Linked DNA regions of Homo sapiens: all the other regions are linked to region 1. A link is a contact called in ENCODE Hi-C data. All regions are on one chromosome and are shown on one strand. Each heading gives the region's core, a stretch centred on a gene start or an enhancer-like site at or near the end of the contact. The rest is flanking DNA. Distances are from core to core; before and after follow the strand shown. Region 1 holds the start of STBD1 (starch binding domain 1). Region 2 overlaps SHROOM3 (shroom family member 3). Region 3 overlaps SHROOM3 (shroom family member 3).

What was found. A loop is a pair of places that touch in the nucleus more often than their neighbours do. Pooled maps may share reads with other maps.
Region 2: a map with no recorded cell type shows a loop between it and region 1 (3-fold over the local background). The contact joins the enhancer-like site here to the promoter of STBD1 in region 1. A Hi-C loop is called at or near these places in 10 of 37 single-sample maps with no recorded cell type and 4 of 50 pooled maps.
Region 3: a loop to region 1 is called in a pooled map, with 3 times the contacts of the local background. The contact joins the enhancer-like site here to the promoter of STBD1 in region 1. A Hi-C loop is called at or near these places in 4 of 37 single-sample maps with no recorded cell type and 7 of 50 pooled maps.

The regions. Positions count from the first base shown.
Region 1 is chr4:76,305,363-76,309,996 of GRCh38, reverse strand. STBD1 (starch binding domain 1) reads right to left here and starts at 3,264. Exons shown (of 2, transcript NM_003943.5): 1 at 3,008-3,264; 2 at 1-853. The coding sequence starts at 3,227. FAM47E-STBD1 (FAM47E-STBD1 readthrough) reads right to left here. Exons shown (of 7, transcript NM_001242939.2): 7 at 1-853. The coding sequence ends at 824.
Region 2 is chr4:76,599,052-76,603,694 of GRCh38, reverse strand. All of the region lies in intron 2 of SHROOM3 (shroom family member 3), which reads right to left. Among named protein-coding and RNA genes, the nearest start is that of MIR548AH, 26 kb to the right of the region's middle. Within about 2 kb of position 1,759, at least 3 of the 41 ENCODE cell types and tissues checked have a DNase peak (open chromatin) inside an H3K27ac peak, as active enhancers do.
Region 3 is chr4:76,752,272-76,756,562 of GRCh38, reverse strand. It overlaps SHROOM3 (shroom family member 3), which reads right to left. Exons shown (of 11, transcript NM_020859.4): 7 at 1,371-2,252; 8 at 1-114. All of the region lies in intron 1 of SHROOM3-AS1 (SHROOM3 antisense RNA 1), which reads left to right. Among named protein-coding and RNA genes, the nearest start is that of SHROOM3-AS1, 48 kb to the left of the region's middle. RefSeq lists a silencer at 2,353-2,647. Within about 2 kb of position 2,527, at least 10 of the 41 ENCODE cell types and tissues checked have a DNase peak (open chromatin) inside an H3K27ac peak, as active enhancers do.

The DNA of each region.
Region 1 (4,634 bases), core at 2,015-4,514:
TGAATCCCCCACCATGCGTGAACCACTTTATCCTCATGGCCAGTTTCTAGGAATCTATTGCTGCATTCTTCCCAGCGGGTAACTCCCCCATTCTCTACCAACACAAACTTCCACTCCACCACTGTATCTGCAGGCAGGAAAATGGAATGAGACCAGAACCCATCCTTGTTATAGTGGAGTGGGATGTAAGTGTTCCATCTCCCAAGACACTCATGGTCTCCAGTTACTGCAATGAATTGCACATCAGTGCTTGTGACATAATGGACCTGGAACCTGACACTAACTTGCTGAGACCCTGCAGGCATCACTGCTACCCTTTCCATTTTCCCATGCACTTGCTGACCTCTTGCTTCCACCAAAGTGCTTCTTCCATTGTCCATTCCCTGGTTTAGGTTTAACACTGGAGCCTTAAGACTGCCACCCACACCAACATCCCCCCAAGATGAGTGCCTAGGCACCATTTCCCACTCCTCGTGGTCAACCCGGTCCTGACTGTTCAAATCAGAGAGGCTCATTTCTTCTTTAGCTCTGTTCTTGAGCAGGTTGCTAGAAGGCAACTTCTCTGCAAAACATGTAGCTGCTTTAGCAGATATCTCTTGTCCTTTTTGGAATCCCCATTCTCCCATAGGAGATTCAAGGCTTTCATTTCTTGAAACTTCAGAGTAACTCCTAGAGTTACTGGTCTCAGAGGTAGCTGGAGCTTCTGTGTCTGGAAACTGTCCAGAAGGAACATGTTCTCTTGAATTGTCACAGACTTCCCTGGAAGGATTCTGCAATCTCCATGATGCTGCTTGCAGTTTACCAAGGTCTTTGGTCTTAGAAATCAAATGTCCATTGCTTTCTTGAAGATGCTCTAAGAAATCAAAGGAAAAATGTAATAGAGTCAGGTAGTTCATTTAAGAAAAAAGTCAGGCTGAGAAAATAGATTTAGTTACTGAAAGCTTTACTACTAATCAATCTGCAATTCACAAAGTCCCCCTCTATTAAAATCAAGTACTACTTAATTAACCAGTATGCTCCCAACACTGTGCTCTAAGAATACACATGTATATCTGACAACAAAAGGGACATCCAGGAGTATCAGTGTGCCAGCACAAGTGTAAATGAAGTGGTAAGCTGTAGAGGCAGACGTGTAACCCCCCCATGGTCCCCAGTCTCCACAGTCCAGGCCATACTGGCATGCAGCCAAGTTAAGTTGCTTGGCTCCTATCATCAAAGAATGTTGTCCAGGCTGTGGGGCAAAGGGCTGCGTGGCTACGTTACAAACCAGAAGAGTACACTTGTTCTCCCAGGGGAGGCATGCAGGGCAGGGATTGGCTCTCGCAGACCTGCGGGCAGATCAGCAGGAGCTGTCACCTTGGGGAGATACGGAGAACAGTAGTGCTTCCCTGGGCAGGAGTGGAGGGAGAACTGGGGGAAGGGGCTGGTTTCTCCTTGCCAATCCCATATGCGTTAGGAACCTCCCCAACAAAACGGTGTTTTGTATCCCCTTCCATTGTAAGCATTTTTTAAAAAACGTTCTTAAAAATACAAAATCCAAGTCCTCTAAAAATGCAGTTTCCTTCTTGGCCATGCCATTGGTAGTCCAAATAGCTCCCTACAAGATTGAAATCTCCAAATCATACATACAATCAGCACAGCTGTGGTTTTATGTGGTGTGGGGGTGGTGGTGGTATGGGGACAACAGTCTTGTTTCATTTTATCCCTTTTTTTTTTTTTTTTTTGAGATGGAGTCTCGCTCTGTCACCCAGGCTGGAGTGAGTGCAGTGGTACGATTTCGGTTCACTGCAACCTCTGTCTCCCGGGTTCAAGCGATTCTCCTGCTTTAGCCTCCCAAGTAGCTGGGACTACCGGCGCCTACTACCACGCCCAGCTAATTTTTGTACTTTTAGTAGAGACAGGGTTTCACCATATTGGCCAGGCTGGTCTCGAACTCCTGACCTTGTGATTTGCCCGCCTCGGTGATGGTGGGAGTTGGAAGTGAGAATGAACAAATATTATTCTGGATTCCCAACTTTTCAACCTAAAGCATGAGATTGGTCTTCAGAAAAAAGATAAGTGAACTGTCTAGGCATCCCAGACCAATCACAGTAAAGGCACACGGGCAGATTTTCATATGGCTGCACATGAACACCACTGGGCTAAAAATAAAGTTCACAGATGTCATTTTCACCATTAGGCTTCTGTCCAGGCATGGGCAGCTTGCCAAGGGAGGGCACTGGACGGTAAGCTTTTCTGCCAGTGTTCGCTCTCTGCTTAGCAAACGGTCCCTAAAATACAGAAATTTAAACCCAGATGTCAATTCTACTCATCAGGGTTGGGTCCCCTATTTAAGTAGTCCCTTCCTAGGGATGACTATCCGGCCCTATTCTGGGGCAGCGTGGAGGGGACTGCCGACAGTGCTGAAAGGGGTGACCAAGGCACATCCCCAGGGCCTCAGCCACAGCCTTCATGGCCAGAGTCCAACCTGAACTTTGCCTTCCTAAAGAAGCATCCAGATAGCAGGAGGCGCCCGCAGTTCGGGTGTTCCCAAACCCAGCTCTTCATGGGCTGTGCGATGGGAGGATGTCAGACTACCCGGATTGGGACTTAGAAAATGTCCCTGCTTGGGCAGAGATCGAAGAGGCTTGTAGGATCCCCTAAACCTAAGCCCCCCTTTCCAAAGGCCGGGAAGGGGCGCCGCCACTGCAGCCGCCCGCACTGCACCAAGCGCCGCCAAGTGGAGGAGCTCATCCCCGCCGGAGGGGCAGGACCAAGTCCTCAGGCGCGGGCGCTGAGGGACTCGGCAAGGGCGCGGCCCTTGGAGGACCAGACAAGAAACCTGCCTGCGCGTACCAACCAGCCTGGGAAACCGAGGGGCGTGGGGATGGCCCAGTCCCCTTAGGAGAGCCCGTCCGCAGGAATGGGCCCCTAGGAAAGCTCCAGGTGGGTTTGTCTCTTTGCTCCCTTCCTCGATGAACCTCAAAGCTCTGGCAGATGTGCCCTGGAGTCACGGGGGGAAGAATACCTGGTTTGGTGACCAGCTCCTGCCCGGAAGGTCCAGGGCTCAGTCCGCTGCTGCCACTCTGATGGCCTCCCGGAATCGCAGCTCCCCCAAGAGGGGCGTCTTTCTCCTGCTCCGCATCCCCGTCCTTCCCGGTGTCGCCAGGGCCGCCCCGCAGCAGCCAAACGAAAAGTGCTCCGGCCAGACCCCCTCCAACCAGCAGGGCGGACCAGACGGCGCCCATGGCTGAGAGGCCGCGGCCGCAGGAGACTACAGGGACTGGGACCGGGGCTCAGGTCACGCACACAGAGCCACACCTACCCCGCCCGCTCCAGCCTTTTACGGTTTCTGCGCCGGGCACTCCGGCGGAGCCCGGCCCTGAGCGACCAGTACTCAACTTTCCCAGCCCCGCCCCGCTCCCCGCCCCTGGGCTGCAGCCCCGGGCTCCCTCCCGGGGAAGACTCCAGCGCTCTTCTGTCCCTACACTTTCTGTTCCCGGCCTTGCCAGTTGCCAGCGGCCAGGGGCGCAGGGGTCGGCGTTCCACGTGTGTCCCGCGTGAAGAACCCAAGTGCGCACAACTGCCCCGCGCAGCCGGGACCTGCCCCACCGCCCTTCCTTCTTCCGCCTGCTGCCCGCGAGGCCCAGCCCTGCCTCGGCCCGCACCGGGCACCTCGGCGCCTTCTCCCCAGGGAAGCTCAGCAGCAACGCGGTCAGCTAGAGGCCGAGAGCTTCCTGGAACTTAGAGGTGGGAGAGGCCGCGGGCGTCGGTGACGCGCGGGCTGGAGCGCGGGCTAGAGCGGTGGCGCGTTCGGGTGGGATGGGTGGCCCGGAGGACGGCGGGCGCGGTGCGGGGAAACTGGGAGCCCTAGTGGAAGCTCCGCTCCGCCGCCAGCTCAGCGCGCTTAGCCTCCCCAAGCTTCCGCCTCCTCGCCTGTAAAATGGAAGGACTGGACTGAGGACCATCCATCTAAAGATGCCAGTCAGCTCAATCACATCCAGTCTCGTCCTCTTTGGGCGTGTATGGCTGCTGCGAAATGCGCACGCATCTGTATGAACTGGATGTTGTCCATGGACGAGCTCCTACAGATAAGTTTGTTAATAAAAACAGCAGCTCTTTATTAAGCACTGTCTGTATTCCGGATGTTTTAAGTGTGTATTTAATTTAATCCTCACAAGACAACAACCCTGTGCGGTGTTATATATATTTCTTTGTAAATCCTTTCCTCTGCTGATCTGATGACTTTGCACAACAGCTTCAAGCTGATGATCCCCACGTCTATGTCTGCAGCTCACACCTTTCCCTTGGACTCCGACATTCAACTGCTAAAGGCCACAGATACCAAACACCTGCCTTGGAGTAATTGCTATAATTGCTCTCTCTGGTAGGGCAAATTATCTAATGTGCCCCTTGCTCCGAATGGACAGTAGCCCTTAACGGGGTGCAAGGTTCTGCCAGTGGGGTTACTGGAAGGCTGATGCACGCCTTGATGCAGGCCACAACTTCTGTAATCATAAGAGAGGAGGTAGAGGAGAGGTGAGGGCGAAGACTGCCTACTGGGCATCTCCTCGTGGATGTCTAATAGACATCTCAAACCCAACTCATCCAGACCTGAACTCCCCACCTAACTCCCCAAACCTACTACTCTCCCC
Region 2 (4,643 bases), core at 510-3,009, 300 kb before region 1:
ATAACGAGTTGATGGGTGCAGCAAACCAACATGGCACATGTATACCTATGTAACAAACCTGCATGTGGGCACATGTGCCCTAGAACTTAAAATATTAAAAAAAAGAAGAAGAAAAGAAAGAATACAAGATGGTGGTCTTATTCCATTACTTTATATGGTCATACTACATAGAAAGTCAGAGGCTTTGATCATAAATCAATCAATAGATGTCCTGTTAGTTGCAAAGTACGGTTTTTTTTTGTTTGTGGGTTTTTGTTTGTTTGTTTGTTTTTGTTTTGAGACAGAGTCTCATTCTCTTGCCCAGGCTGGAGTGCAGTGGCCCAATCTTGGCTCACTGCAACCTCCACCTCCCGGGTTCAAGTGATTCTCCTGCCTCAGCCTCCCAAGTAGCTGGGACTACAGGTGCGTGCGACCACACCCAGCTAATTTTTTGTACTTTTAGGAGAGACAGGGCTTCACCGTGTTAGCCAGGATGGTTTCGATCTCCTGACTTCATGATCCGTTCTCCTCGGCCTTCCAAAGTGCTGGGATTACAGGTGTGAGCCACCACGCCCAGCCAAGTATGTGTTTTTAAAAGATAACTATCTCCAGGAACATGTGGAATCAGAATTAAGTGCCTTTATACCACATTACACTTGGGAAAGCTGCAATGGGTCTATCGATCAGTCCATCTTTAGTACAAATACAGAAAAATAAAATACAATGCAACAATAATGATGACAATAAAAATAATGTATCTTGAGCATTTACTATGTGCTAGTTACATGCATAACTCATTCAATTCTTATAATCACCTTCTAAGAAAAATACTATGACTGTTATCCTCATTTTGAAGATAAGGAAACCGAGGCACCAGGAGGAAAGTGATCTGTCTAAGGTTGCACGGTCACAGAGTGTCAGTGGCAGAGCCAGGATTTTAATCCAGGCAGTCTGGCTCCAGGGTCCACCTTCCTAACTCTTCTGTCGTATTTATACAGTGAGTTCCACTGAAGTATCTGGAGATACATTCACATTTATCATAATGAAAAGTAATTTGTTTTCCTAGGGCTGGACCAAGAGAGATCCAATTTAACACCAACCTATTTCATATAATGAAGTTTATTTATTGTAATTAAATTTAATTTTGCCTACTATATATCAATATATTGCCACTAGTAAGCCCCAGAACTGGGTAATCTTTCAAGATAAAGCAAAAGAATTCTAACGAAAAAAAAAATCAAGAAAATTAACATATGGCTGTATCATTTATTATAAATTTCTGTATTTTAACAGTTTTCAATAGACAAATGCATAGAAAAATGTGGACTTAACTTTATATGTTGTAAGATATAAATACATAAAATCTAGGAGAGAAATCCTTTGTCCAACATTTCTTTTTCCTGTAGGTGATGACCTACAGGACTTTGTAATTTTTTTTTAGTTATTCTTAAAATCATTTGAGTTTTCTTTGTATTAGGAGCAGTACTTATCATAGGGATTGGGATGGTAAGTATTCAATAAATAGTTCATAAAATAAGTCAAGGAAAACAGAGGAGAAAGATTGAAAGGAACGTTCTGTAATTGCTCCTGGATGGCTTCACACTTGGCAAGTATTTGAAAAGCCAGCTTTCCCTTTCCTTGAAGGGGAGTGTTGAAATGTGAAGGCATTTCCTCAACCAACTTCGTTCTTCTGCTCTCTTTATCACCACAAAACAGCTGTGTGTCCACAGAGTGCTGAACCAATCAGCTGAGAAGTGAACCCTTGAATCAACCTGGTTGTTGTTTTTTTGCAGTCACAATCTTTCAAGCATCTGGCCTGAGGACTTTGGGGACTGAATTGTCTGACAATTTGAGAGCTATATATAAAGAAGATAGTCCAGACTAAACCTATAAGAAAGTAGAGGAGTAAGGCTGGGCGCCGTGGCTCACACCTGTAATCCCAGCACTTTGGGAGGCCAAGGTGGATGGATCACCTGAGGTCAGGAGTTCGAGACCAGCCTGGCCACCAACATAGTGAAATCCTGTCTCTACTAAAAATACAAAAAATTAGCTGGGCTTGGTGGCGCACCTGTAGTCCCGGCTACTCAGGAGGCTGACGCAGGAGAATCGCTTGAACCTGGGAGGCGGAGGTTGCAGTGAGCTGAGATCACGCCACTGCACTGCAGCCTGGACGATAAATAAATAAAAAAGAAAGCAAAGGAGTATATTTTCCTTACATAACCTGAGGAAAATAATTTCAATTAACAGGATGGCTAATTTCTTGCTGAAAGAGACAGTCCAGTGGTAGAAGCTCCCAACAGCTGTTATTTAACTCAGTGTTTCTCAGCCTTGGCATTACTGACAATTGGGGCCAGGTAATTCTCTACTGGGGGGCCTTTCCTGTGCATTGCAGGATTTTGGCAGCATCTCTGACCTCTACCCACTAGATGCCAGTAGCACGACCCCCTCCCCACACCACACACAGTTGTGACTACTAAAAATGTCTCCAGATATTGTTAAATGTCCCCTGGAGGGAAATCGCCTCTAGCTGAGAACCACTGATGTAAATTTTTAACTGTCACCAAATTTTATTTCTGTTTTACAGCAAACTATGGGTGGCTAATTTTAAACACTCTGAAAACTTATCTTCCTTCTCAAAGGCATGGGATGGTGCAGAAGTAATTGTGGCTTTTGCCGTTAAAGTAATTGCGAAAACTGTAATTACTTTTGCACCAACCTAATAGATTTTAGAGTAGTATAAAAATACAGACTTTCCACTTTTCCTAGTCCCTGATTCTGTTTGATTTTTGTGGTTGCTTCATGAGGATTCAGTGGCAATCAAAACCAGTAATACTTAAACATGTATTTCTTATCTCAGGTATTTTTACAATATTAACTCCTGAATTCTCACCACTCCCTTTTCTACAGGTGAGATAAGAAAAATACTCGTTTGTTTTCAGTTACAATACAATATAAAAATGTTGTTAATCTGTAAAAGCATCAAATGAGAGCATTTATAAAAATTTCCATATTGCACCTATGGGCAATGAAAACTGGCAGCACCATCAGGAACATTCCAGAGCAATGACCAAAGTTACAGTCACCCGGTCTCTTATCAAGACCATTTCTTGATAAGAAAGTTGAAGTACATTTTCTTTAGGTGCTATTAGCTGCTGAAGCCATGGACTGGTAGTTAATTAATGTGCTTTATTGAATTATTAATGTAATATCAAGTGTAGCTTCAGTGGCCTATTGTATCCTAGGAAAACACCTTGATCATGTGAAAGCTGAAAGTACCACAGTTTTCTGCTTTCTTTCCAGTGATTTCAATAGTCTAATGGTATGCTTCTCTGTCCCAAGCATAATCAGCACAGTATCTCAAGACACATCAGGAAGGAGCAAGCCATGTATATAACCTACTCTTTGACTCACGTGGCATGGAACTCTTTCTCCTCAGGTTAACCCATAAAGAAGGCAACGTGATATACAATCAGCATCTAATAGATGCAGGCCCAAGGAATAATCAAAGGCTGCAAAAGCAAGTTGGTTGTTTATTTTTTGGGTTTTTGTTTGTTTGTTTGTTTGGAGACAGGGTCTCACTCTGTCACCCAGGCTGGAGTACAGTGGCACAATCATGGCTCACTGCAGCCTTGACCTCCTGGGCTCAAGCCATCTTCCCACCTCAGCCTCCTGAGTAGCTGGGACTAACAGGCTTGTGCCACCACACCTGGCTAATTTAAAAAAAAAATGTTTTTTTAGAAATAGGGTCCGCTATGTTGTCCTGGGCTCAAGCAATCCTCCCACCTTGGCCTCCCAAAGTGCTGGGATTCCAGGTGCCATATCTTTTCTTGATATCTGAACACTGGCATTAATAACAAGTACAGTAGCACCAACAAAGTCCATTTCCACAGCCACCACTTGTGACCAGCATGTGGCCTGCAGGTCCTATGCCAAGCACTCCACTTTCCTTAACCCTCGTAACAGCTCCATGAGGAAACTGTATTTCCCTACATTTTACAGATGAGGTTCACAGAGATAAGTATTCTGCCCAAAGTGACAGATGGTGATGAACTAGGAATTCAAACCCAGGACCATTCAACTTCAAAGCCTGTGCTAGGACACCGTCATGATGAGCACAGGGAGACAGAAAGAATGCTGCTGCCATGTCCACCATCAGAAACAAAACAAAAAACTGCTTTCTCCAAAAACAATGAGAAAGGGTTTAAGATACCCTAGATTTATATTATTTTCATCTTGAAAGAAAGAATAAAGGAGATGAACTAGCTTTCTGCAGCTGGGCATTACTCTCTGACCTATCTTGAATGGGCAGATTATCCACTACAGGGGATTTTGCTGTGCTTGAATGGGATCACAACGCAAAAGATCCTACAGTTTCCTTTCATATCAATTGCTCATTCTCTGAAGGGACACAACTAAGGATCAAGGTGTTTTTCGTCTGTCTCAAAAGCTACTACTGAAGCCCTCCTCTTACTCTTTAACCACCGTGATTATATAAAGAACGCTTTTATTGTTATTATTCAACAGGTAACACCTCAGCACACACTATGGCAAAGTTCTTGGGTTTATTGATCTTTACGGGGATGTGATAATCTCCCACTGAGCTGCTAAAGCTAAAACCCTAGGAGTCATCCTCCTCGCCTTGCACCCCTGCACCCAAGCAGCCA
Region 3 (4,291 bases), core at 1,278-3,777, 450 kb before region 1:
GAACCCTTGATAGAAGTTTGGAGTCTGGAAGCCAGTGTCTGACTACCTACCACATGGGCTGCACCAGGCATGTGCCTTTCCCTTGCAATTGTCACTTTAGAAAGTTTGTTGAAGCTGCCAGGGATATTTAAAAAAAAAAAAAAAAGAGAGAGAGAGAAAGAGAGAGTGATAAGAGAAGGGTGATGATAAGAGGGTGGAGAAAGACTGAGGGAGAAGCTTTCCACATCAGGGCTGTAGCTTTCCACATCTTCCACATGTTACTGACAGAGCTAATGTTAAAGAATATGGCTTCTGATTATAAGTGGGTCTCCTGATACTGAACCCCGAAACTAAAAACATTTACCTACCTAGTCACAGGTCATGCTAGACACACAAACATACATAGATATATACATAGGAGTAGGGTGAGATAGTCACATTTGAGATCAACCCCTTCTTTAGAAAACAACAGCACTCTAAAGGGGCTCCTGAGCCCAGCAGCTGGTCAGGAGGTTGTCATCTCCTGAGGAAGATGGACTAGGAATTCAGTTCTGGTGAATGTTGCTGTTAGATTCCAGAGATTTCTGAAAGGTCTAGGTTAACAGGGGTAGTGGTAGTAAGTCACTCTTGTGGTGTTTAAAGAAAGCCACTCAAAAGGTGCTGTCAGGCAATGTGTTTTTTTGGTGTTTTGAGAGATTACTTGTTCTAGGGACTATGTGTTGGGGAATGCTTCTTTCTCATTCTCCTAGCTTCCAAGAGGTTTTCCCTAAACATTACTGACCTTGAGCCCTACTCTTTATTCCTCCCTATGGACATGGAGTGATTTTGGAAAGAGAAGCTGAGCATTCACATCCCAGTCTCTCTTCTCTTTTGAGACTGAGGCTGCCTCAAGGCTGTATATATTAATATCTATGTGTATTTGTGTGTCTAACATGACCTTTGATGAGGTAGGTAAAGCTGTTTAACTTGGGGGTTCAGTATCAAGAGACCCACTTACAATCTGAAGCCATATTCTTTAATGTTAGCTCTGTCAGTAATAAAAGTGATGTTTTTGTCTTCTATATGCCCTCCTCTTTTGTCTTATTTCCTAACTGATTCAGAACTCATCCAGGGAGGAGGGATTTACTTGGACCGCCTAAGCCTATCCTGTCCCCAGAAGTGAAATGTGCCCCTTGGGTCCCAGCTTTCATTTCTGCCACCCTGACTCCTCAGTACCCAATGACACTGGTCCAACTACCTCCTGAGGCAAACAGATCAACAGTGTCCTGAGCTGAGCTGTATAGAAACATCTCCATGCCAGGGTTCTTCTGTGGCCAGCAGAAGGACCTGGGCCACCTGGGGCATGACACTCTCCTGTTAGTGGGGGAAAGCTGCCCAGTCTGCTCACTCACCTGGGGCGTGGCCCCTCGGGATCCTCACTGTCCAGCTGCGCCTCACATACAGTGTGGGGAGGAGGTGGAGGGAAGTCATCCATGCTATACACCGGGGTTTCCTGACTCGGTGGAGGAGGTGGGGGTGGGGGAAGAGGTTCAAATGTGGGGCTGGACGTGGCCTTGGGGTGCGGATCCCTCACAAACACTTCGTCTTCATAATCCTCATGAGGTGGCGGGGAGTCCCGCAGGACAGACTCAGATATTCGGAGGGAGATCCTCCCTGGAGTGCTCGGGGCCCCAAGAGGTGTGTCTGGGTCAGAAGTGCTGCATAAACTTGGAAGACTCTGCTGTTTTTGATAGTGCTTCAGGTTTGCAAAATCAGGGGCTGAGGATTCCTCAGGAAGGCTGTCCTCTCTGGCTGCGTGGGCCCACTTTGCTCGAGAAGGAGGTGGCCACTGAGGCAGCGAGACCCTCTTCCTCGTTCCCTCTTCTACCCCATGCTCTGGGCCATCGCCCTCACAGCCTCTTGGACCGGGAGGCTGGGTCAGGGTGTGACCATTGCTTCTGTGCATCATGGCAGGGGTGTAGGGCGGGAGAGGCTGTCGCCCTGTCTGACCGTCCTGTGAGCAGTAGCCAGAGGGAATGGCTGAAGGCAGAGGGGTGCCAATTGGGGTCAGGGGTGCAGCCCTGGTGTCTGTGACCAGCCCTTGCGTTCCTGCCAGTGGTGGCCTGGGGCAGGGTGTCCTACTGGCTTGCCTCTGATGGTCCAGGGTTCCAGGACATTCACTAGGAACGGAGGAATCACCAATGGCTTTGCAGCCTGAACCACCCCAACGAGGGGTGAGATGGTGGAAGAGCGGCAGCATCTCTTCTTGGCCTCTTTCTGAACAACTGAGTGACCTGGAACGGCACACAGACAGGAGGGTTACAGCTCTGAAGAAAGGGGCAAACATGCAGCCCAATGCTCCTTACATAGATGAGAAAAGCATTTAAGAGGAAGGAGGACCTCTTTTCCTTCCCCCAGAAACTGCACACTGTCTTCCCTGGCTGCTCACAGGAAGACCCAAGTTAAACCAGTACTAGGCAGGCATAAATTCCTACAGGAAAATGTCACATGGAATGACTGGGTTCACAAGGCATTTTCTTTTATTAACCCTCTCACCGCCCCCACATCCTGTACACACCATGCAACATAAGGCAGCTTTTGAGGACAGGCTTCAGGCTATAAAAACAAACAGTACATTTCTTCAGCCCCTTTTAGGACTACTTCAGGAAATAGCTCCCAGCTCTGGGGAAAAATAATGCTGCCTTCTTCTCTCCCAGTGCGATCCCCACGGGGGAGGTCTGTTTTGAAAGCATTTGCATGGGCTGCTGAATTTGAAGGTTTTATTTACAACTTTTGCTTACTCTCCTAGTGTTTTCATTTCATCTGATGAAAAATAAAAAGGAGGGGGAGAGTCTCACCTAAGGAGCTAATAAGCAGTTACCTCTGGAGAAAGAGGCTGGCAATAATAAGCAAATATAGTACATGGTGATTTAAACAACTGTACGCTAGACTCCGAGGAAAAACCCAACAATTCGCAAAACTTTTGTTATTGTGTTCTAAAGGAGAAAAATCCACAAAACAAAACAGAAAAAAGAGTCTGTGGCACTACCTGCTATGCAAGAGTTAATGTGAGGATAAAAAGCTCTCCAGCAAACCCACCGTGATTTGTACATTCCCTGTCTGCAGTTCCCTGACTGGCTATGTGAGTGGATCTGGAGTGCAGATGGCACATTTCATCTCACAGATCTGACTCCTCTGAGGGAGTGGTGACTCAGTCCCACATCAGAGCAATAACACAGGGCTTGCCACAAGATCATCCAAGTGCCAGGCAAACAGAATGCAGCATGTGGTGGAAGAAGATGGCAAAGAACCAAATTAGCTCTTCTCATGCCTTTATTTTTCCTTTATTATACATAGATGCAGATGATGGAATAAAGGGCCCACCTCTCTCTCTGATGCAACCCCTCCCTTCCCATGACCAGTCCCTTTCATTCAGACATGGTTTCTTTACCAGGAACCTCTCCATAGAGAAGTGTAGCCACTCTGCACTTCCTGGTGGCTTCCCGCTGGGGATGCTCTTCACTTCTGTCTCATCCATCCTGGCATCCCCAGTACCTGCCACCAAGTACCCCCTCAGCAAATGTCTGTTGAACAGTGACGTCTCCTTTGCCCAGCTGCTCTCCAGACTGTAGCATACAAACTGTTTTTAAACCCAGCATCCTTTAACAGGATGTGGAGTCAGTTGAAATCTGATGTTTTAACGACTAATTCAGATGCCTTTATTTTATTTATTATATCTTGAGGCTTTTCTAAAGGGGAAGACATCACTAAAACATACAATAATATAGCACTTATCCTTTAAAGATCCAGCCCAATAGACTTTTATATGATGTTTTTAGTTTGTGTGACCTTAGTTTACACAAACTATACTAAAGTGGCATTTTCTTTTTGAAGATAATATCAGTGGTAAATGCTTAGCTTGGTTGAGAATGCTTCTCCGTGGTGATTATTTTGTGTTTTTAGGAATGAAGTTTGGGATAAAAAAAGACTTTGTTCAAGTCCCTTTTATAATAGAGTGTGAGAGGGTCACCCAGAGTCTGCTGATATGTATCCAGGAATCCTACTATTCAAGAATGGATTTTGAGAGCAATTAGTCTCACCTTTGTTTTGTTTTGCTTTAAAAAAAAAAAGAAAAAGCATTTTTAAAAAATTGTGGTTAGAAAAAACAACATAAAATTTCATCTTAACCATTTTTAAGTTCAGTAGTGTTAATATGTTCACACTGTTGTGAAACAGATCTCCAGAACTTTCACAACTTGCAAACCTAAAACTATGTACCCACTAAATAATAACTCCCCATTTCCCCCTCCTACTAACCCCTGGAAATCACTAT